Linked DNA regions of Mus musculus: region 2 is linked to region 1. Evidence: chromatin loops called from intact Hi-C (ENCODE). Cell type or tissue: gastrocnemius. All regions are shown on one strand. Each heading gives the region's core, and the rest is flanking DNA. Links, peaks and the distances in the headings are about the cores only. Region 1 holds the start of Eif4ebp1 (eukaryotic translation initiation factor 4E binding protein 1). Region 2 holds the start of Brf2 (BRF2, RNA polymerase III transcription initiation factor 50kDa subunit).

The links. A loop is a pair of places that touch in the nucleus more often than their neighbours do. Peaks named below come from ENCODE experiments on the same cell type or tissue, not always from the same donor. Only the 100,000 strongest peaks of a DNase experiment are listed, where the experiment ranks them.
Region 2: a loop joins it to region 1, with 2.4 times the contacts of the local background. A loop is called at or near these places in 12 of 42 quality-filtered maps.

What each region holds. Positions count from the first base shown.
Region 1 is chr8:27,254,295-27,265,434 of GRCm38, reverse strand. Eif4ebp1 (eukaryotic translation initiation factor 4E binding protein 1) reads right to left here and starts at 5,108. Exons shown (of 3, transcript NM_007918.3): 1 at 4,885-5,108. The coding sequence starts at 5,026. In gastrocnemius, for the core only: no CTCF peak of the experiment used is centred there; DNase peaks (open chromatin) are centred at 4,000, 4,236, 4,795 and 5,048; H3K4me3 peaks cover 3,194 bases; H3K27ac peaks cover 3,938 bases.
Region 2 is chr8:27,123,588-27,134,727 of GRCm38, reverse strand. It overlaps Brf2 (BRF2, RNA polymerase III transcription initiation factor 50kDa subunit), which reads left to right and starts at 6,096. Exons shown (of 4, transcript NM_025686.2): 1 at 6,096-6,307; 2 at 7,209-7,268; 3 at 8,587-8,908; 4 at 10,108-10,896. The coding sequence starts at 6,154. The coding sequence ends at 10,834. In gastrocnemius, for the core only: CTCF peaks have their summits at 2,779 and 5,994; DNase peaks (open chromatin) are centred at 6,015 and 6,658; H3K4me3 peaks cover 1,631 bases; H3K27ac peaks cover 1,318 bases.

The DNA.
Region 1 (11,140 bases), core at 2,022-10,021:
TAAGTGAAATGAAATCAGCACCATGCTCTCTGCCTCCCTTCACCTGAGTCGGTAATGACTTTTGCTGATAGTGGTGGGTGAGAATCCAGCTCACCTTGTAAATAATGACTACCTGCCACTTTGGGGGGATGCTGGAAAGAAAAAGGCAACCTCTGAAGGCCACCAAAATCTAGAGGATCACGTCCTCAGACTGCCATGGATCATGGGGACAAGTTCTGTGGCCCTGGGGCCCACGTACAAAACCACAAAGGGAAATCACTATGGATGAGGCTGGAGAGATGGCTCAGTGGTTAAGAGTACTGGCTGCTCTTCCAGAGGTCCTGAGTTCAAATCCCACAACCACATGGTGGCTCACAATCATCTGTGTAATGGGATCTGACGCCCTTTTCTGATGTGTCTGAAGACAGCAACAGTGTACTCATATAATTAAATAAAACTTTAAAAAAAAAATCACTATGGGTTATAGAACTGAAGGGCAGGGGGTGTCTATGGAATCGCTGCATTCTATAGATGTGCCCCTGGTTCTTAGAATCATGTCTCCCCTCAGCATCACTGAACTATTAAGTAAAACTGGCAAATAAAAATCTTACGCACTTAAGCAAGATGCCACATGCCTATTATCCCAGCCCTCAGGAGGCTGAGACAGGAGATCACCAGTATTGAGGCTAGCCGGGGCTATATACAGTAAGATCCTATCTTAAAGAAGAGGAGGAAGAGAGAAAAAGGAAAGGAGAGGGAGACATAGAGAGAGAAGAAAGGAGGCAGAAGCACCTAGTCGGAGTACACAGAATGTGATGATCTGCTGTCACACTAGGAAATGTAAAATAAATCCCACAATTAGAGCAACCAGCCTACGTCTCTCGGATGTCTGCCTGTGTACGGAAGGATATGGCTACAGTTGCCCTGAGCTGATTTCTAGTAAACACTGCAGAGTTAATTATAGCCACTGATGAGTACACCCCTGGAATTTACCCCTCTCATAACTGAAAGTCTGTGCCAAACCTCTAGTCCCCTAACTCCCAACATAGCCACTCTCTCTTACACCTGAAAGTCACCCTCCAGCCTCCGCCCCTCCTCCCCCTCCTTTGTGATGTCAGATCCTCTTGCAGAGTTCCCCTTCACTGAGCTTCCCCCTCCGAGCCTCTAGGCTTTTATTTTAATTTAGGGAGAGGTTCCTGTGGAAGCAAGGAAAGGCCACCCCTTCAGCTAGAATGATGGTGGAATGATGACGGACAGAGGTCCAGGGGCTAAAGAACAGACCTTTCCAAGTGCAGCAAGCACTTTTTTTTTGCTGTTTTGGTTTTTTGTTTTGCACTACCACGCCTGGCTAGCAAGCATGTTTTAACCTCGGAACCATCTCTTAAGCCCCATGCTTGTATCCCACCGTCAGCTGTATCGTCACCTGAATCCCATCCTTCCAAGTCACACTATCTTCCTAGTTGCAGGGCATGCCTTAAATAAAAACCAAGAGGCTGCAAAGGTAGCTTGGAGTGCTCTACCCAACCCCCTTCCAATTCAGTCGTATGTCCTGGAACCTACTATATATTGTTTCAAACACTTTAAATGGAAGCTCGGGTGCATGTCAGACGGGGACCATTATCTCCTTGCCACCTCGATATCCAAGCTCTCTCATTCGGCCCTTAATAATATCCTCAGCTGTAACTTCTCCCCTCTGTGTGACTAAGACCTCGGGACATCAAGTCACCGGCATCAGCGTCCAGCCCACCTCCCCTCTTCCCAGCACTGACGGAGTTAAACACTTGGCAGCCACCTCAAGGTCAGCTTCCCAGACAGAGACTTTTTTTTTAATTTCTCTGATAGGGTCTCGCTATGTAGGTCTGACTGACCTGGAACTTATTATGTAGACTGTAGACCAGGCTGGCTTCAAACTCACAAAGATTCTCCTGTCTCTGCACCATTACATTCAACTTTACCCCTTACAAAACAGTGTCATTTACACCTGCCACCCTACCTACCTGCCTGCCTGATTATTAATTAACCTTACCCAGGTACTATGAGGTATGACCACCCAAACAACTTCTGTAGGTTTAGAAGTCAAACATCCATCCTTGGTGGGTGTTCACTAGATCCTGTTTATGACATTGCTAGCAATCTTAAAGACTCCCAGGTTCAAATCTTCTTGTGGGACACTCCCTTCAGAAATGTCCTAGGTTACCAAAGGCTTAATGACCACTGACCAGAGTCCCAGGAATGGAGATGGTTCAGGCCACCTGTTGTGCCCTGGTCTCCAGAGGCAGCTGCTTCAAAGCCATTCTCAGCTGAAGTAGCTTCCTGTAGTATTTCTTCATGTAGAGCTTGCAGCCCCTTACAGGTCAAGTCACATGCCAAGGAGTATAGGAAGCTTAAGTTCAAGAAACCTGACTTTATGCCTGGATATGAGATCTACTTTGCCAGACTCCTAAAGATCTGGAAAGGCAAGGAAAAAAGCCGTGTGTGTGTGTGTGTGTGTGTGTGTGTGTGTGTGTGTATACATATATGTGTATATATGTGTGTGTGTGTGTGTGTGTGTGTATACATATATGTGTATATATGTGTGTGTGTGTGTATACATATATGTGTATATATGTGTGTGTGTGTGTGTATACATATATGTGTATATGTGTGTGTGTGTGTGTGTGTGTGTGTGTGCGTGTATGGGCTTTGTTTGTGTGTTGTTTATCCCTTTCCCTTGTAACTCCTGAGTACTCAAAATGGAATGTGAGCCAATCAAGCATATAATGGTTAGGCAGATGACTCAGTCCTGATTCAAGCTCATGGGCTTTATACGCCCATAGATCCAGAGGACAGAGTAGACCTCAGGGTGATTCACTTGACCTTGAACTCCCAGCTGGCCCCTGATACAAGTAAGAAAATTCAAAAGTTAGATGGATTTGCAGAGAATAGATGAGAGCAAAGAGAAATAGCCCAAAGGGTATTCAACAGCTGTTAACCCCGGAATTACCAACACTCAGTAAGGTGAGGCAGGAGGATCTCTGTGTAGCCCTGGCTCTCCCGTAACTCACCCTGTAGACCTCTGCACTCGGATTCCGTATCTCGTTGGGGTGCTAAGTGATGAGAAACATTCTGGAGCAAATGGGTCAAGCTTCTGCCCTTTAGCAGAGGCGACCTGGAATGAATGGCCTTTGGGAAAAGATCCCACTCCTTAAATTAACTGGCTTTGGCAGAAACAAGCAAGTCTTTCCTCGAGCTATGGACTGTGTGACACACAAACAACAACAACAGCAACAAAAATCTGACAAGGGCCAGCTGGCTTTGGGGACCTGACACTGCTTTCTTTCAGTTAAGAAGCAAATGCTACACTCTAAGGAAACCCCTTCCTCTTCAAAGACAACGGGAACTACCTGGTCTGCCAACGGACACTTCGCAGACCACAGTGAGAAGTGGATCAGAGTGCATTACAAACAGTACTGGCTATTGCTACCCAGCTAACCTGTTCATCCAGAAAGGGACGGGCAAGAGAGAAAATAAACGTTTCCCAGAGCCTTTAGGTCTGTATCGGTGCCTATAAAAAATAAAAATAAAAAATACACCCTGATTCACACCTCGCCTAAAAGGACTCAACTCTCTGTGAAACTTTGTGCTCAACACAAAGTTCTGCGAAAAGACAAAGGGGCAACAGCGTGAACTAAAAAGTGGCCAGCGGGGTTGAAGAACTCCAGTAACGGGAGGCCAGAAGCCTGCAGAAAACTTTTCCTTTGGGCCGTTTCTAATAAGAGGGAGCCGGCTTTCTCCCCCTGCCCTGCTTGCTACTTCTTGCTGAGTGTAGGAACTCAGCATGACGATGCACAACAGACACGTGCTCAAGCAGCGAGGCCTTGGTGCTGTGTCCTGAAGATCACAGAACCCAGTGGACACTGACTGAGCTCCAAGATCCCTTCATCGGTGCCTTGGTTCTGGGATCTGGCTGTGCTCCCTGGTGCAGGGACAGCTGCCCGAGAAAATAGGCATGTGGCCCGGCTGCGCCAGCAGTAGCCCAAGGTTCATCACCGCGCCAGGATTCCTCTTGTTTTTGAGTTGTAAGAGGAGTAGTTGGGGGAGGAGACCGGGGAGGGGAGAAGCGCAAAAGTGGGTGGGAGCGGCGCGAGGATTGGGAGGGAAGTAGTGAGCCACGAGGATTTCATCATGCAAACAGGCGGGTAGGTTTCATCAGCGTCTATACTGGGGCTCCAGGGCAAGCTGGGAATGCCTGGTTCCCGGAGGCCGGCCCCCACCCGCGCCAACTCAGCTTCCTCTTCCTCATCCTCCGCCACTTGGGCCAGTTCAACGCTGTGCCCTGCCCCCCAGGCCCGAGGAACGTGTTGTTCTGCACTACACCAGACGCCGCCCCTGCAGGAATCTCTCTCTTAACACAAGCCACAGGTGGCAGAGAAGCACCCTCAGCGTCCAGCCTCCATTAATGAGCGAGTGTCCAAAGCAAAGAGGGCTGCCTCCGGAAAGGTTAAAAAAAAAAAAAGTGTGCAGGCGTCACTTATTCCAAGGGAGATCAACTAAACTTAATCTCCAGGCCAGCCTCTTTCCCTGATCTTGTCCCACCCCAAACTGCCCTGACACCCACAGAGGTCGCCCTTAAGCACATGGTGGTCCTGGCAGAGTGCCTATCTGTATGCTCAGGGCACTCTGCCGTATCTCCCAGGAAAAGGCTAATAATGCAGGCAGTTTGCAGCCGGGTTCCAGACCACGCTCCACCACACCCAGAAGGCGAGCAACCGAGACGGTGACCCTTCTGCTTTCCCGACGCCCCTCGTCCGTTCTGGCCAGCTACCGAACCCCTCGAATGCCGCCCTCCCCGTCGCACGTGAGACTCCGGATCCCGACGTATCCTCCAGCCCCCCGAGGTCGCCCGTGACCCCGGCCAGCGCCTACCTCCCGGGGTGGTGCTGAAGAGCGTGCCGCCCGGAGTGGTGCTGTAGTCCCCGGGCGGGAGCTGCACGCCATCGCCGAGGGCTACGCGGCGAGTGGGGATGGCCCGGCTGGGAGTCTGGCTGCAGCTGCTGCCCGCCGACATGTCTCCTGCACGCCGCCCACGACCCTCCAGCAACCCCGCGGCACCTCGGCCCAGCCCTTCTCGTGCCCGGCCCGCCCCTTCCGCCTGGGCTCCACGCCCCCTGAGACTTGCGGTCCGCCCGGCCCCACCCAGCCCCAGCCCGCTGCCTGCAAGTGGTTCCCCAGCTGCTGACCTAGGCAGCTTCTGTCCTCTCCAGTGCAGGAACCCCAGTGTGGGCCCCTTGGGTTCCCTGGTTCCTCCCCGAGACTCTGGGAAGATCTAGGTAGGGATGACGGTGGCAGAACTCTCCGATTTGGTGGCAGCGTCTCAGCGCACCAGACCGCCTGCTTTCTATATTAGGATGTGACCTCTCGATCCCAGGCCGATCCTCAGAGAAGAAAGGGTGGGCTGATCCTTCGCCATTCTTAACGTTTCTACAGCTTTTACAGTTTTACAGTTTTTAGGAGTCAGAGCAGCGGCTGCACAGCGCACATTCCTGGACTTGGAAGGAGTAGTGGAAGAGTAAGAGGGACCTAGCCAGCCAGCTAGGAACCGAATATAAATCTGATGAGGAATGGGCAGGATCGAAGCTCTGCGTACTGTGGGCTGGGAGGATTAGAGTTAACCGGTCAAAGATCCGCATAGTACTTGGACTGGGTTCCACTCCAGCACTTTGTCTGGTAGTCACTAGGGAGGGAAGGGAAAATGCATGTCCAATCGGTTACAGTGTCTGTGTCAATCAATCTCCATATGGTAGGAAATGCCTATAATCCCGACCGTGAGGAGGCTGAAGCCCTAGGAGGATCCCAAGTTGACAGCCGAGGGAGGGCCAGAACCCTGTTCTCACTGTTGTCCGGGCTGGCCTGAGAGAACACACTGGGCCACCTTCCTCCCTTTGGGAGAAGCATGTTGAAAGGGGTTTTGCTTTTTGCCTTGTTTGGTTGTTCTAGAGGCCCCAGATTTCCTGGAACTACGATTTCAGGGAAGGGCCTGTTTATAAAGTCCAACATCCAAGTTCAGCATTCAAGTGGTCCACACTTGTCCCAGCAATGAGGAGACTGAAGCAGGAGGATTCTAGCCTGTGCTACCCAGCAAAACCCTGTCTCAGACACAGAAAGAAGAGAGAGAGACTTAAGCTGGGCATGCTAGCTCAGAGAAACTGAGACAGGAGCATTACAGAAAAGCTGAGGGCAGACATGGTTGTGGCGAGTTTGATGCACAGCCTGGGCCAGACATGTTAAGACGCTGTCTTAAACCGTGAAAGAGAGAGAGAAAAAAAAACACGGGGAAGGGGAAGCTTGGAACACAGCTCACTTGGTAGACAGTTTACCACGTATACACTAAGTCCACGGTTAAATCCGAAGCATCAACATAAAAACTGAACGTGGTGGCACTTTGTAAGCTTATAATCCTAGAACTCGGGAAGGGAAGGTTGGGGGATCAGCACTCGGGAGGCAGAGGCAGGCAGATTTCTGAGTTCGAGGCCAGCCTGGTCTACAAAGTGAGTTCCAGGACTGCCAGAGCTACACAGAGAAACCCTGTCTCAAAAAAACAAAAACAAAAAAACAAAAACAAAAACAAAAAAAAAACAAAAAAAAATTGGCCAAGCCAAGCCCAGTGGCTCTCTCTTACAGCTGCCTACAGACCCAAATAAGAAACTCTCATCTACATCTCCAGCACCATGTCTGCCTGTGTGCCACCATGCTCCCTGCCATGATGACAATGGACTAAACCTCTGAAACAGCAAGAAACCTCAATTGAATGTGCTCTTTTATAAGAGTTGCAGTGGTCATGGTATCTCGTCACAGCAATAGAACACTGACTAAGACAGTGTTCTATTACCCCTAAGGCACTTGGATAAGTTGAGGAGTTAAAGATGATTGCCCACAAGCCTACAGCCACAGCTAGGAGGGACCTGAGCCTGAGGGTAAGCACCGTTTCCCTGCCTTGGTAGCTCCATTGAGTAGCTTTCCAGGGAAGATAAGCTTCCCTCCTGGGCTTTGCGAACCACATGGCCCTGAGAATGATCGTTTTAGAGTTTTCTTACAAATTCCCTGCTCAATTCTTTCTCTTGCAGACCCATTTTGCCTATGGTGATTTCTGCCTCTCTCAGAGCAGGCACTCATTCATATCAAGTCTTCTAATGGAATATAAAAGGATATGGGGGATTGAGATGACCAAGCAGATAAAGGTACTTATTGCCAAATCTAACCTGAGTTTCATCCCTATGAGAGCTCGGGAACAGATTCCCATAAAATTACCTCTTCCCTCTACATGAGCTCCATAACATGTTTTTACATGCACCGTATGTACACACACAAAATAAAGGAGTGTAAAATATTTAATGGATGTAAGAAGCTAGGTACGGTGGCCAATACTGGTTCTCCCTGTACTTGGGAGATATAAGCAGGAAGATCAGAAGTTTAAGGTCATCCTGCGCTATAAAACACAATTTAAGTGCAGCCTGGAACATATGACCCTGTCTGAAAGAGGAGGGGGTGGGGGGAGACCCCCCTCACAGACAAGGTCGCACATACTTCTCATGTCAGATGTGGAAGAGGAGATTTCTCACAAGAGCAAAGTTATCCTACTGCAAGGGCTCTACCAGACCAGGTCTGACACTGCCTGTCTGGAGCCAGTGTTCTCAGAAGACTTCAGATTCCAATTCCCAGTGGAGACTGTGTCCTGTGTGTTTTGAAGTGCCGGCTGTCAGTTGACTGCCCACAACACTGCTTCTCTGGCCTGAAGAATATGCCATAGCAGTTCCTCGAACTCAGGGAAGATAATTACGTTCCCCACTTTATTATAAAGAATGTTACAAAGTCTGCAGTGATCCGCCAGACTGGAAGACTCACAGGGCCAAGTCTGAGAGGAATCTTCCTACCTTTCTGGTGTTGTGTAACACTCTACCCCTAATTAAAACATTCCCTGCCTGAGGGAGAAGGGAGACAGGAAAAACTCAGAAAATAAACTTACCTGACTCCGGACGTTCAGGGAAGATTCTTTTCTCTCTTCCTTTCTCTCTCTCTCTCTTCCTTCCTTCCTTCCTTCCTTCCTTCCTTCCTTCCTTCCTTCCTTCCTTCCTTCCTTTCTTTCTTCTCTCTCTCTCTCTCTCTCTCTCCCCTTCTTTCTTTCTCTCTCTCTCTCTTTCTTTCTTTCTTTCTTTCTTTCCTTCTTCCTTTTTTATTTGTTTTATGTACGTAAGTACACTGTCACTGTCTTCAGACGCACCAGAAGAGGTCATCAGATCCCATTACAGATGGTTGTGAGCCACCATGTGGTTGCTGGGAATTGAACTCAGGACCTCTGGAAGGGGGCAGCCAGTGCTTTTAACTGCTGAGTCATCTCTCCAACCCTCAGGGAAGTTTCAAAACACTAAGAAGAAAGTTACAAGTCAAGGGTGGCCACTCCCCTCCAAGTCCTCCCATGTCCCCTCTACCACCTTCCCTCTGAAGTTTCTGTATTCTGGGGTTTGTTTGTTTGTTTTTTTTTTTTTTGGTTGTTTTGTTTTGTTTTAAAGATTTATTTATTTATTATATGTAAGTACACTGTAGCTGTCCTCAGAGACTCCAGAAGAGGGCATCAGATTTCGTTACGGATGTTTGTGAGCCACCATGTGGTTGCTGGGATTTGAACTCGGGACCTTCAGAAAAGCAGTCAGTGCTCTTAACCACTGAGCCATCTCACCAGCCCCCTGTATTCTGTTGTAAACCCAGAGAGTACTGTCAGAATGTGCCTAGCAATAGGTTACCCACTGGAGCATGTGCAACCCATACCTGAGCACATCCCTGAAGGACATTGGCGCACTCCCGCCCCTGAATCCATCAATTCCTGGTAGCTCCGCAGCTAGGGGTAGATTTTCTAACCCCTTCATCCATGCTGGGACTTTGGCTGACTTGATCTTGTGCACATGATGTGATTGCAGACAGAGGTGTTGTGTGTGCACTCCTGTGAGCTCTGGGCCTCCCATGCCCAGAAAATACTATTCCATAGTAGTTGTTCCCTACCTCTGGCTCTTTTGGTCTTTCTGCTCTCTCCAAGATGGATCCCAAGCCTGGGGTAAACAGAGCTAATACAAACCCCCATTTAGTGCTGAGCACTCTATAATCTCTGAGATCCATCTATCTAATCTGTTGTGTTGTTGTTGTTGTTGTTGTTGTTGTTGTTGTTGTTGTTGTTGAAATGATTCTCCCCAGGTAGCCTTGTCTGGCTTGGAACTCACCGTGTAGACCAAGTTGGCCTTGAACTCATGGAGTTCTGCTTGCCTCTGCTCCCAGAATACAGAGAATAAAAGCATGTGCCACCACACCTGGACCACAATCTGTTATTCTCTGCACACTGACCAGTTGTATATCGCTTTGTCCACCATGATCCAGTGAGAAAATACGCTTATCTGGTAAGAATCGTCTCTGATAAGGATCTAGAAATGTCCTAGACTGTGGGATAAAGGTATGTTTGTAGGGGCAGTTTGATACTATGTATTTTTAACAGGATAACAATAATAGGTTTTCCCCTAGGGCCCATGACCTTCCCAGCCAGAGGTTCTGATCCCAGTTAACAGTACCAGGCAGGAATTTCATTTCTGGAATGGGCTTCAATCAAGCCAACAGTAACAGGGAAAAAGTGGAGGGAAGCTTCTGCTGACCTCCTACCCAGCACCCCCTCTAATGGAGCCTCTGCAAGCAACTCCACAACCATTTAACATCACCCTCACTTCACACATAAGGAAAAGGAGATATAAGTTTGGGGGTGAGGGTTAGTCTGCCTATGCCCAAAACCCAAGTTCAAGTATCTTTATTCCCTACTTGATATCCACCACTCCAGTGAGTTCTACATTATGGTATATAATTATGCTGAATAACAGCCATGGTGCTCGTGAAATGAATGACATCTCTACCTGGAAATGGCTATATTTATTTTATTTATTTATTTGTTTAATGTATGTGAATACACTATCACTGTCTTCAGTGACACACCAGAAGAGGGCGTCAGATCTCATTACAGATGGTTGTGAGCCACCAGGTGGTTGCTGGGAATTGAACTCAGGACCTCTGGAAGAGCAGCCAGTGCCCTTAACCACTGAGCCATCTCTCCAGCCCAGGTCTGGTTTCTTGAGACAGGATCTCATGGAGCCCAGACTGGCCTTGAACCTGCCTTTGTAACTCAAGCTGACCTTGAACGCCTGATCTTCCACCTGAACGCTGGGGTTACAGGCATGAATCAGCACAACGGGCAAAGCAGTTGGTTTTCATGTGAAACTAGAGCAACCCCCAGAGAAAAGCAAAGGCAGCAATGGGGGGAAGAACAGGGTTAGGGAGCCGGTGTCACTAGGATGGAATACCGCACTGGAGCCTGAGCAACACACATTGGTGGGAGACTGGAGACTAGAAGGTCACAGAAGGCTCCAGCCGGTTTGGTTCCCACCAAAGCTTCTCTTGCTGACTATTCCTGCCTTCCCCTTCCTGCTCTATTCTCTCTCAGCACAGAGGAGATGCATGCTCTGGTGTCTCTTCATTATCTTATAAAGACACCAACCCCACCGTAGGGCAACCTGATGGCCTTCTAAATCTAATTCCTCTGCAAAGGTCGTACCTCTCAATACTATCACAGGGGTTGAAGACTTGGGCATGTAACTCTACACAGGGGCCTGGAATGGCTCCTTCTCTGGGTGATGACATTGGTCTTCTTCCCAAGACCCTGGTAAGGCCCTAGTGTGACTGCCTTGTCTTCCCTTCATCTGACTCACACTGAATCCCACCATTCATCCTTCCAGCTTCTCATCATCTAACAGGACTGACACTGTTAATAATGACGTAGATTTCCAAGCTGTTGGTAAAGTATCAAGTCCATAAGTATACAGACAGAAGGCAGGCGGATTTCTGAGTTCGAGGCCAGCCTGGTCTACAGAGTGAGTTCCAGGACAGCCAGGGCTACACAGAGAAAACCCTGTCTCGGAAAGCCAAAAACCAAAAACAAACAAAGAAAAGTATACAGAGAGAAAAGTCCTGGGTTCAAATCCACTTTCCATTTCTGTGGACTTTACAAATCACTTTGGAAAAAAAAAAAGGTGACTTGAAAAAAATGTAGAAAAACAGTGCCTGCCTGGGGCCATGGTGGTCTTAAAGGGACTCTAAA
Region 2 (11,140 bases), core at 1,664-9,663, 130 kb after region 1:
TCTAATGCAGCTATTGTGGCAGTCTCTCAGGAGTGCCTCAGATAAAACAGACGCCACTGTGGGTGGCCAGTAGCTCTCAGCAGAGTGGATGACAGGAAGTCCCGGAAGTACCAGGAATGAAATACCCGAAGTACCAAGAGCTGCAGTGACAGATGCCAGCAATCTGATTCGGTTCCGTGTATAATGTAAGAACGACATCAGAGCAGAATCGGTGGCATGTAACTGTGACCCACACTCCAAGACTGAATCAGGAAGATTGAGGGATGGAAATCAGCCTAGGGTACACAAGAAGACCCTGTCTCAAAAACTTTAAAAACATTCTTGAGAACCCATTATTATTTCTAATGCTAACGGAGTTGCTTCTAGAGATCTGGATAAAAACATCAGCTGCACCGTCTGAAAAGCATACACACATAAAAAATGAAATTATGAAAAAAATAAAATGAGTAGCAGTCAAATTAGTAAGCCCCCCCCCACCCCCCGAGCTGGCCAGTGAGTCACCACTCCTCATTCTCCCATTCCTATCATCCCCACTCGACCCCTCTTTGTTCAGCCCAGACAGGAAATTGGGGAAGGGACGCTCCTGGACAAAGGGACCATCCTTTCTGAAGGCAGGACCTGGAAGAGATGCCTGCCCATGTGCCTGTCAGTGATAGGAAAAGTTCCCTGACAGAGGCAGGGAATCTGGGGCAGGGAGAAGTGCTGGACCTCAGAGTCAGAGTCAGTTTTACTCGTGTGTGTGTGTGTGTGTGTGTGTGTGTGTGTGTGTGTGTGTGTGTCCCTAACCCTTACCCTGTGCTTATGCTGTGCAGATTCCAGTGAGATCAATCTATGGTCTTCTTCCTCAGTTTTCCCGGAACGCAATGGATCAGGCTGAACTAGAACTCATAAAGATCTGTCCGCCTCTACCTTCCAAGTGCTGGGATTAGAAAAGGTGTGTGCCACCACGCCCAGGCCACTCTTTTAAAGAATCCTTTCACTGGGGCTGTAGAAATGGCTCTGTAGTTAAGAGTACCTGTTGCTCTTTTAGAAGGCCCGAGTTCTGTCCCTAGCACTCACTCTGGGCCACTTGCAGCTGCCTGCCATCCTAGCTCCAGGAGATCCGATGCCTTCTGACTACTGCAGGCTTCTGCACACACGTGACTATAATTACACTGACACATATACGTAAATAAAAGGGGTTTTATTTGTCTGTTTTTGTTTCTCGAGACAGTTTTTCTCTTTGTAGTCCTGGCTGTCCTAGAACTCACTCTGTAGACCAGGCTGGCCTCGAACTCACATTAAATCCGCCTGCCTCTGCCTCCCTAGTGCTGGATTAAAGGCGTGCACCACCACTGCTCCTCTAAATAAAGGTTGTAAGAGAAGTGTCTGCTCTGCAGATAATTCTTGCAAGGCCCAAGACCATCAGAGCAGGGAAGGACAAACAGCTGGGTGACAGACAAAGCACAGCCTATGGTCAGCAAGCTGCCCCTTTTCTCAACTATAGTTCTGGGAACACACAATCTCATTGGATACAAAGGAAGCCCATGGCATCTCACTCCTCATTATAACTCTCCCGGGAGCAGCTAGCCTTGCCTACTCAACTCTGTCTTCCCGAGGTTCAGCGCTTCTAGCTGAGGAGTCACCATGAATGTGGTCATTGTGTCACCTGGGCTCTTTTGATGAATAAGCATCTTTCCTCTTTTGGGGGTGGTTGTTATCAGCTGCATGGAAATATATTGATCTTCTAAAGAAGGTAGCTATACTCCTTAAGAGAGGACCCTTATTTATGAAGAAGGTAGTAAGACACTATCTGGAGTGCACTCTGTTTAATAGTTTTCTGTTTGGTCTCACACTGCCCCTCCAATGTAAGGCTGAGAATGAGTTAACAACCACCTGGAAAGACTGCACGTTCTCCATTGTCAGCCCAAGAAGCAGGAATTCTCCACAAACTTGAAGCCCTGGTGCCAATGAGGCCCTGTTGCTCTCAGATTCCTAAATTCTGGTAGCTCTCAATATTTAATTCATTTTCCCCCCATTTTTCCAGATACAACCGATTCTAAAATTTCCAAGCTTTTCATTGATACTATTTCCAAGCCCAGTGGTACACATTTCTAATCCTACCTTTTAAGGTAGGCTCAGGAGGATTATTTGAGCCCAGGAGGGTTGGTTTTGTTTTTGGTTTTGTTTTTTGTTTGTTTACTTTTAGATAGGGTTTCTCTCTGTAGCCCTGGCTGTCCTGAAACTACCTCTGTGGACTAGGTTGGCCTTGAATTTACAGAGATCCACCTGCCTCTGCCTCCAGAGTGCTGAGATTAAAGGCATAGACCGCCACCTGGCATTGAGCCCAGGAGTTTGACATGACCTTGCGCAATATAGCTAGATCCTGTCTTCTAAAAAAATTTGTGTGTGTTATTGTTGTTGGATCAAACACAGGATGCTGATAGACAAGTATTCTACCGCTGAGCTAGCCCAGTGAGTGCAATTAGGTTTGGTTTATAAAATAATCTCAAAGGCTGGAGAGATGGCCCAGCAGTTAAGAGTATGTACTGTTCTTACAATAAGCCAAGCTGTGTTTTCAGGATCCACATCAGGTAGCTCACAACCACCTGTAACTCCAGTTACAGAGGATCAGAACCCCTCTTCTGCCGTATGGGCAACTTCGTGAACATGCACCTGCACCCACATGTGCACGTAGCTACTTGAACACACACACACACACACACACACAATTTGAAAATACAATCTTAAAAAATAAAAGGCTGTCAACCAGGTGTGGTGACATGTGCCTGTAATTCCTGCCCTTTGGAGGTGGTGGCAGTAGAGTTAACATTTCAAGGCTACACAGCTCATTTGAGGTCACACTGGAATACATAGGATCTGATATCTTTCAAAGTTTATTTTATTTTTATATGTATAGGCCCATGTAAGTGTATGCTGTATGTGTGCACACCTGTATGGCCTTGGAGGCCAGCTGGAGTTACAAGCAGTTGTGAGCTGACCAATGTGGGTATTAGGACCCAAACTCATGTCTTCTGGAATAGTGCCAATTACTCTTCACCACTGAGCCCTCTGGCCTCCTACTTTAAATAAAAAAAAGGTTGGAGAGATGTTTACATGTTTAAGAATGCTTCCTGCTTTGTCAAGGACCTGAGTTTAATTGCCAAAGCCCATGTCTGACAGCTTCTAACTGCCTGCAACTCCAGCTCCAAGGGGTCTGAAGCCCTCTTCTGGCATTGAAGGATACCTACATAGGTATGCAGATACATACACACATAAACACACATGTAATTAAAATAATAAATCCTTTAAAAATATTTTTGTTCCTTAATTTAAACTCATATTTGTATAACACCACGTCTTATATAATTTGTGCTGCCATAACAGAATACTTTCAAGTCTGAGTCATTTATAAGAAGCTAGAAATTTTTTTCTCACAGTCCTAGCAAGCCCAAGATCAAGGCACAAGCTTGGCGTTTGGTGGGGGCTGCTGTCTCTTCTAAGAGAGAGTCTTGAAGACTGCATCCTTCAGAGGGATGGAATCCTATGTCCTCACAAGGCAGAAGGTTTAAGGGCAAATGGAATATATCCTTTTTAAAACTGTATTGGTCCATTCTTAAGTGCAGAGCCACCATGGCCGTAACTTCCCAAAGACCCCACCTCTCAATACTATTTCCATGGGGACTAAGTTTCTGACACAGGTGTTCAGAACAATGGCACCAACACATTAAGCACATCAAATTTGTAATTTGGTTTTTATAATGGTATCACTGAAAGCAATATTTTACTCAGGATTCTTTGATCTACATAAAACTAAGAAGTCTGGAGTCAGAATCTTAGGGCATCTTAAAGCTCAGGTTTTATTTTATCTTTTTTATTTGTTTCCTTTGGCTGTTTTTTGTTTGTTTGTTTTCTCTTTTTTGTTTTTTTTTTGTTTTTGTTTTTGTTTTTTTGAGACAGGGTTTCTCTGTGTAGCCCTGGCTGTCCTGGAACTTACTCTGTAAACCAGGCTGGCCTCGAACTCAGAAATTCGCCTGCCTCTGCCTCCCAAGTGCTGGGATTAAAGGTGTATGCCATGTATCAAAAGATGGCCTAGTCGGCCATCACTGCAAAGAGAGGCCCATTGGACTTGCAAACTTTATATGCCCCAGTACAGGGGAACGCCAGGGCCAAAAAGGGGGAGTGGGTGGGTAGGGGATTGGGGGGGTGGGTATGGGGGACCTTTGAGATAGCATTGAAAATGTAAATGAGGAAAATACCTAATTAAAAAAAAAGGTGTATGCCACCACCGCCCAGCCCTTTGGCGCTCTCTCTCTCTCTCTCTCTCTCTCTCTCTCTCTCATTTGTTTATTTATTTTACATATATGAGTACACAGTCACCAACACACAAGAGGGCATTGGATCCAATTACAGATGGATGTGAGCCACTATGTGGTTTCTGGGAATTGAACTCATGACCTCTGGAAGAGCAGTCAGTGCTCTTAACCCCTGAGGCATCTCTCCAGCCCCTTGCTTTTAACTCTTGATTTCCTGCCTTTACTTTCCAAGTGCTGGGGCAACAGGCGAGTTATATTAAAGTTCAATACAAGATTGTTTTCCCCTTTTCTCTCTTAAAAAAAAATTAAGAGAGGGTCTAGCTAGCCCTAGCTGGCCAGGCACTCACTCTGTACATCAAATTGCCCTTGGACTCAAAGAAACCTGCCTGCCTCTGCCTTCTGAGTGTCAGAATTAAAGGCACGTGCCACGTGGATAGCTCAAAGTTCAAGGTTTTAAACATGTCTGAGTCGGCCTGTAGCTTCCAGTTTGCCAAAAGTTGAAGGGGAGAGAGGAGGTGTGTGTGTGTGTGTGTGTGTGTGTATGTGTGTGTTTGAAGGCCAGATGTAGTAGCAAATGTCTTTAATCCTAGCACTCAGAAGGTAGAGAGAGGCAGATTTCTGTGAGTTTAAGACTATCCTGGTATATATAATGAGTTCCAAGACAGCCAGAGATATACAGTGACTCTTGTCTTAAAGTACAAAACAAAACAAAACACCCAAATCAAACCAACAATAAAATCCGACAATTTAAAATGCATTCTTACCAACTCCTAGCCTCCATCAATTCAGAAGATAGCATCTGAAACCCATGGAAAGGGTTTCCCCATATTCTGTAATGTTATTACCAGTGGTCCCTATCGTATGATATATGGCTCTCTTTGTTCTAAATCTAATGCAATCTTCATGTAACCACTTAACAGTTCTATGTGTTATTTGGAGAAACTTGTATCTATCTGTTCCTGGGCTCAAGTCCTCCTTTTTGGCTCTAGCATAAACTCTTGTACATCCTCTTTGAGGAGAGAACTATGGTTTTTCATGCTATTCTCTGAAGATATTTAAATCTACCACTCAAGATTTTAGTTCATCTTATTGTATTTATTTAGAGACATGTTCTTATTAAGTTGCTCTGACTGGACTGAACTCATTATGTACACCAGGCTTGGCTCAATCTCTACCTCCTAAATGCTAGGATTAAAGAAATATGTTGGAAAACAACAACAACAAGAGAGACTTTGAAAGAGAGACGGCAACTTAGTGTGGGGAGGTCCGTAGAGTACAACACAATTTACTGCTCTCTCACTGCAGAGTGATCTATTTTCTACTACGGTCAAACTTAACGTTCCTTACTACATAGAAAGGAAAAAACTGGTTCCACTTTTTTGAAGGGAGTTAAATCAGGCATGGTAATACAAGCCTGTAATCCCAGCATGTAGTAGGCAGAGGCAGGAGGATCAGTATTTTAGGTCAGCCTGGGCTACATAAGCATGATAGGCTAAAAAATAAATTATAAATTGGATAATATATTTTAAAAAATAGTGTTTTGCAGACAACAATTCCACATCTGTGGTTTGTGTCAACTCCCCACGTGGCCTAACCACAAAAACCCAGAGAGCCTGAGAAACAGTTAAATCCAGGAACCTCCCTTTCTAACTCAGGTTTCTACCCGAGTCCACAGAAGGGATCGGAAGTGGCGTACTGCCGAGGGGAGGAGCAAACTGCCAGCCGATTGGCCAGCTGGCCGGAGGAGGATGGTGCATCCGGAATAAGCGCCCCTCCACTTTATTGCCGCTGCCCAGTTACAAGTTCTCTGGGAGTTTGTGCCTGACGGCGGTACCGCAGCCCTGGACCGACCGACGAGATGCCGAACGGAAGCCGCTGCCCGGATTGCGGCTCCTCCGAGCTCGTGGAAGATTCGCATTATTCTCAGAGCCAGCTGGTGTGCTCCGACTGCGGCTGCGTGGTCACCGAAGGGGTCCTAACTACCACCTTTAGCGACGAGGGCAACTTCAGGGGTACTGGTCTTGAACCCGGGGATCGCCAGCCTTGGGCGGTGGAGTCCTTAAACCCAGCTCCCTCTTTCCAGCCTCCTCCCTTTCTTGGCCATGCGCACAGTTAAATGTGAGAGAATTGGGCTTAAGTAAACAGATGAGCTGGAGGAGGGTGCGATCCATCTGATTTCCCAGTACCTACAACGGTGTCTGGCATTGGGTGGGTATATTGGTTGGTGAATGAACGAAACGATAAAGGTTTCATTCGTCTTGTCAGACCTAGTCAGTGTTGAAGGAGTGCCGGTAAATTATTTGAAAATAACAACACGAACCATCATCTCCTAGCAGGTTTTAGCACTAATTGGCAACTTGCTCTCCTCTGCGTTCCACGCCATTGCTCTAGTACAGCGGTTCTCAACCGGTGGGTGGTGACCGCCGTGGTGTCCACAGAATCTTTCACAGGAGTCCCCTAAGACCATCCTGCATATAGGCGGTTTACATTATGATTCATAATGCAATTCATAATTCTCTTTTTTTTCTGTAGCTAATGCAATCTTCGTGTAACCATTACAAAATTACAGTTATGAAGTAGCAACGAAAATAATGTTAAGGTTGGGGGTCACCACAACGTGAGGAACTGTATTAAAGGGTGGCAGCATTAGGAAGGTTGAGAACCACTGCTCTAGCCCTTGGCTAATGCAGCCCTCAAAAGTGAATGTATCAGAGAAATTATTGGAAAATCAGAATTGCCAGTGCAGCTTTTAAAAATACAGTTCTGTCCTATTACTTTTACATAGATGGGTATCTTCTCTGAGGTAGAAGTAGATACACAGTCATTTGAAATCTCCCTGGCCTTATGCAGTCAGAGGGCAAGGAGGAGGTGAACGAAGGCCAGCTGGGTAATTTGTTGTTTGCTATTTTACAGAAGTGACATATTCTCGAAGCACTGGGGAAAACGAACAAGTTAGTCGCTGCCAGCAACGAGGTGAGAATCAAACTTTTTTCCCCCTTAAATTTCAGCTTTGCTTTTATTTATGTCACTGTTTAATGTTTTGATATTATGTGTATGGGTGTTCTTACTGCATGTATGTGTGTGTGTGCAGCATGTGCATGCCTGGTGCCCATGGAGTTAGAAGAGGGGGTTGGATCATCTGGAATTGCAGTTATAGATGGTCGTGAGCAGCCCTGTGGATGCTGGGAAGCAAACCCCAGGTCGTCTACAAGAGCAATAGTGCCTTTTAACTGCTGAGCCATCTCTCCAGCCCAGAGCATCAACCTTTTTTTTTCTTTTCTTTTCTTTTTTAAATATATTTTTTTATTACGTATTTTCCTCAATTACATTTCTAATGCTATCCCAAAAGTCCCCCATACCCTCCCCTCAACTCCCCTACCCACCCATTCCGGAGCATCAACCTTTTATGACACCGTGGCCTTAAAGACTTTTTTGTTTTGTTTTTGTTTTTCAAGACAGGGTTTCTCTGTGTAGCCCTGGCTGTCTTGGAACTCCCTCTGTAGACCAGGCCTGCCTTGAACTCAGAAATCCTCCTGCCTCTGCCTCCCAAGTGCTGAGATTAAAGGCGTGCGCCACCAACACCCGACTGAGATGGTTGTTTTGATGACCTAGTCTGTCTGTGTGTCCTTGTTTTCAGTGTTACTGGCGTCAGGCAGGCTGCGAGAGAACAGTTGTTAATGTGGCGTGTGCCTACAATCTCGGCACTCTGGGGTTGAGGCAGGAGGATAGAGTTTGAGGTCAGCCCAGCCTACATACTGAGTGTGTATTAAAAACTAAAAGGCATAGAGGTAGAGGAAGGTTTGGGTCTGCACAGAGAGCCTGAGTAAAAGCATGGCTTTGGAGCTAGGGGTAGGTCGGTGATAGAATATGTACCTATCATGTGTAAGGCTTGAGGTTCAATCCCCAGCACCAAAAAGAAAAAAAAAAGGAAAAAAAAAAAGAAAGAAAAGAAAAGACATTTTGCCTTGTCCATAAGTTAAAATACGAAGGTGGTGGATTGAATGTGACCTTTCTACAAGTGTTGTGCACCATTGGAAGGACCATGGTTCTAAAGGGCTAAGAATGTAGCTCGGTGATTAAAAGGTGTGCCCAGCATGGTTGAGGATCTCATGTAACTCCAGCTCCACAAAACACACGCCATATCAGGTGTCCTGTTAGCACAGAAGGGCATATTATTTGTGCATCTGGTATATATGGCAAGTTTAACAGAAGTCAATTAAGCCCTAGCAGAACTTGCTAGCAGTTGTACACTACTCTCTTTGACCTCTCTGCTTCCTGCATGTTTTCCTAGATCTCCGTCGAGTAAGAGACCTGTGTCGGATTCTGAAGCTGCCGCTAACGTTTGAGGATACAGCAATCTCCTACTACCAGAAGGCATATCAGCTGTCTGGGATCCGAGCTGCCAGGCTGCAGAAGAAGGAAGTGTTAGTCGGATGCTGTGTTTTAATCACCTGTCGGCAACATAACTGGCCCCTCACCATGGGAACCATCTGCACACTGCTCTATGCCGATCTGGACTTGTTTTCTGGCACCTACATGCAGATGGTAAAGCTCCTGGGGCTGGATGTGCCCTCCCTGTGCCTGGCAGACTTGGTGAAGTCTTACTGCAGCAGGTACTGGTCTAGGAGGAACACCGGGCTGGGCTGGATCCCGGGCATCTTTCACCCAGAGCCTGTCTCAAAGGATGGGAGGGTCTTTCCTGTTTTGTGCTTACTACTAATGCAATTTATACATGTTAATACTGTTTATACTGTTCCAAAACGTTGTAATTTCAAATCCCTTTTCCATCATAGGAGTGTGATAATTACAAAAAAAGAAAAAAAAAAAAGCCTGTTAGCCAGCCTTGGCATAGTACTGCTGAGCTGTCATTTCCTGCTTTATGAACGGCAGTCGATGGAATTACATGGCAGGGGCTACGTCATGTGCAGTGACCCTGTTCCAGCAGGGTCACCTCTATATGGAGTCCAAAGATGCCAGTTAATGGTGGGTCAGGGTCAGAAGCTAAGGCTTTACTGGGTTTTGGTCACTGTTTTGTTTAGACAGTCTCACACAGCCCAGGCTGCCCTTGCACGCATGGCTTTCTTGTCCCTATCCTCCCAGTGCTGGGATTACAAGTGTGCACCACTGTCCTTAGCCTGCCTTTGTTTTGCTTTGTTTTAATAAATTAGTTTTTTTTTTTCTCACTAGTATACTTTAAAACAAAACCACAAAGTGGCTGAACAAGTATGTTAGCACACATTCTTATTTGTTGTTGTTTTTTTCGAGACAGGGTTTCTCTGTGTAGCCCTGGCTGTCCTGGAACTCACTCTGTAGACCAGGCTGGCCTTGAACTCAGAAATCCTCCTGCCTCTGCCTCCCAAGTGCTGGGATTAAAGGTGTGCGCCACCACCGCCTAGCCAATGGCACACACTCTTAATCCCAGCACTTGGGTGACTGAAGCAAGAGGCTCAGGAGTTCTAGGCCAGCCTGGATAACATGGTGAGACCCTATATTTAAAAACAAAACAAAACAAAACAAAAAGCAAAACACCAGTAATGGTTGGAACTTGGTCATATCCTAAGTAGATGCTGGTAACAGCACACTTTCCATAGAGCGATCAAGGACGTTGGAACTGTGCAAGAGGAAGGCGCTCAACTCTGTTAGTGCCCTTCACCTGGCAAACGTCTGCCCCCTTTCCTCAGTCCCTCTCCCCAGCAAGCTTGGGTGTCTCCAGGACAAACAGCTTCCCAATCAGCCTTGGGAGGACGACACTTCTCACCCTGAAAGGGCACCGTGATCATTCATTCACTTGACCCTCACTTTGGTGTTTCAGCTTCAAACTGTTCCAAGCGTCCCCGTCCGTGCCAGCCAAATACGTGGAAGACAAAGACAAGATGCTGTCTCGAACCTTGCTGTTGGTGGAGCTAGCAGATGAGACGTGGCTAGTGACTGGACGGCATCCCTTGCCCATCATCACTGCAGCCACCTTCCTGGCATGGCAGTCTCTGCGGCCTTCAGACCGGCTGACCTGCTCTCTTGCCCAGTTTTGTAAATTGGCGAATGTGGACCTGCCCTACCCAGCTGCCTCTCGCCTGCAGGAGCTCCTGGCCGTGCTCCTTCAGATGGCCGGCCAGCTGGCCTGGCTACAGGTTCTAAAACTTAACAAGCGGTCGGTGGTGAAACACATTGGTGACCTTCTCCAGCACCGCCACATGCTGGTCCGAACGGCTTTTCGAGATGGAACAGCAGAAGTGGAGACCCAGCAGCAGCAGCAGCAGCAGCAGGGACAAGGACAAGGACAGCAGGACGAGGTGGGGGATGGTCCCTTCGATTTGCCCAAGAGGAAACGTCCCGCCAGTCCCACTCCCCTCCTGCCCCCCTGCATGTTGAAGCCCCCCAAGCGGACCCACACCTTGCCCCCCGAATCTGCAGTGACTGGCGATGAGGATATTTCAGATAGTGAAATAGAGCAGTATTTGCGCACCCCTCAGGAAGTTAGAGACTTTGAGAGAGCCCAAGCTGCTAGCCAGGCAGCCATGCGTGTCCCTAACCCTCCCTGATGCACGTTCTTTAAGGTGTCTTCAGTTCTGACTGCAATTTATTAACAGGCCTGTTGTGTTGCAAGAAATGACTCTTGGCTTTTCTTTTTTAAAGAAACCAAGAGTAGCCTTGCAGTTAATTGGACCAAGGTCCTAGAGAAGATGGGAGGCAGATGCGATGACTATGGTGGTGGGGTAGGGAAGTCCTGACCCGTGGTGCAGGTCACTGAGCCAGCTGTCTATACAGTCCAGGATGAATCCTTCCTAAGACTGTTAAGGAGTCTGTCTGTCCAGCTCTCTTCTACCCTAGTGTGCAGTAAACGCATT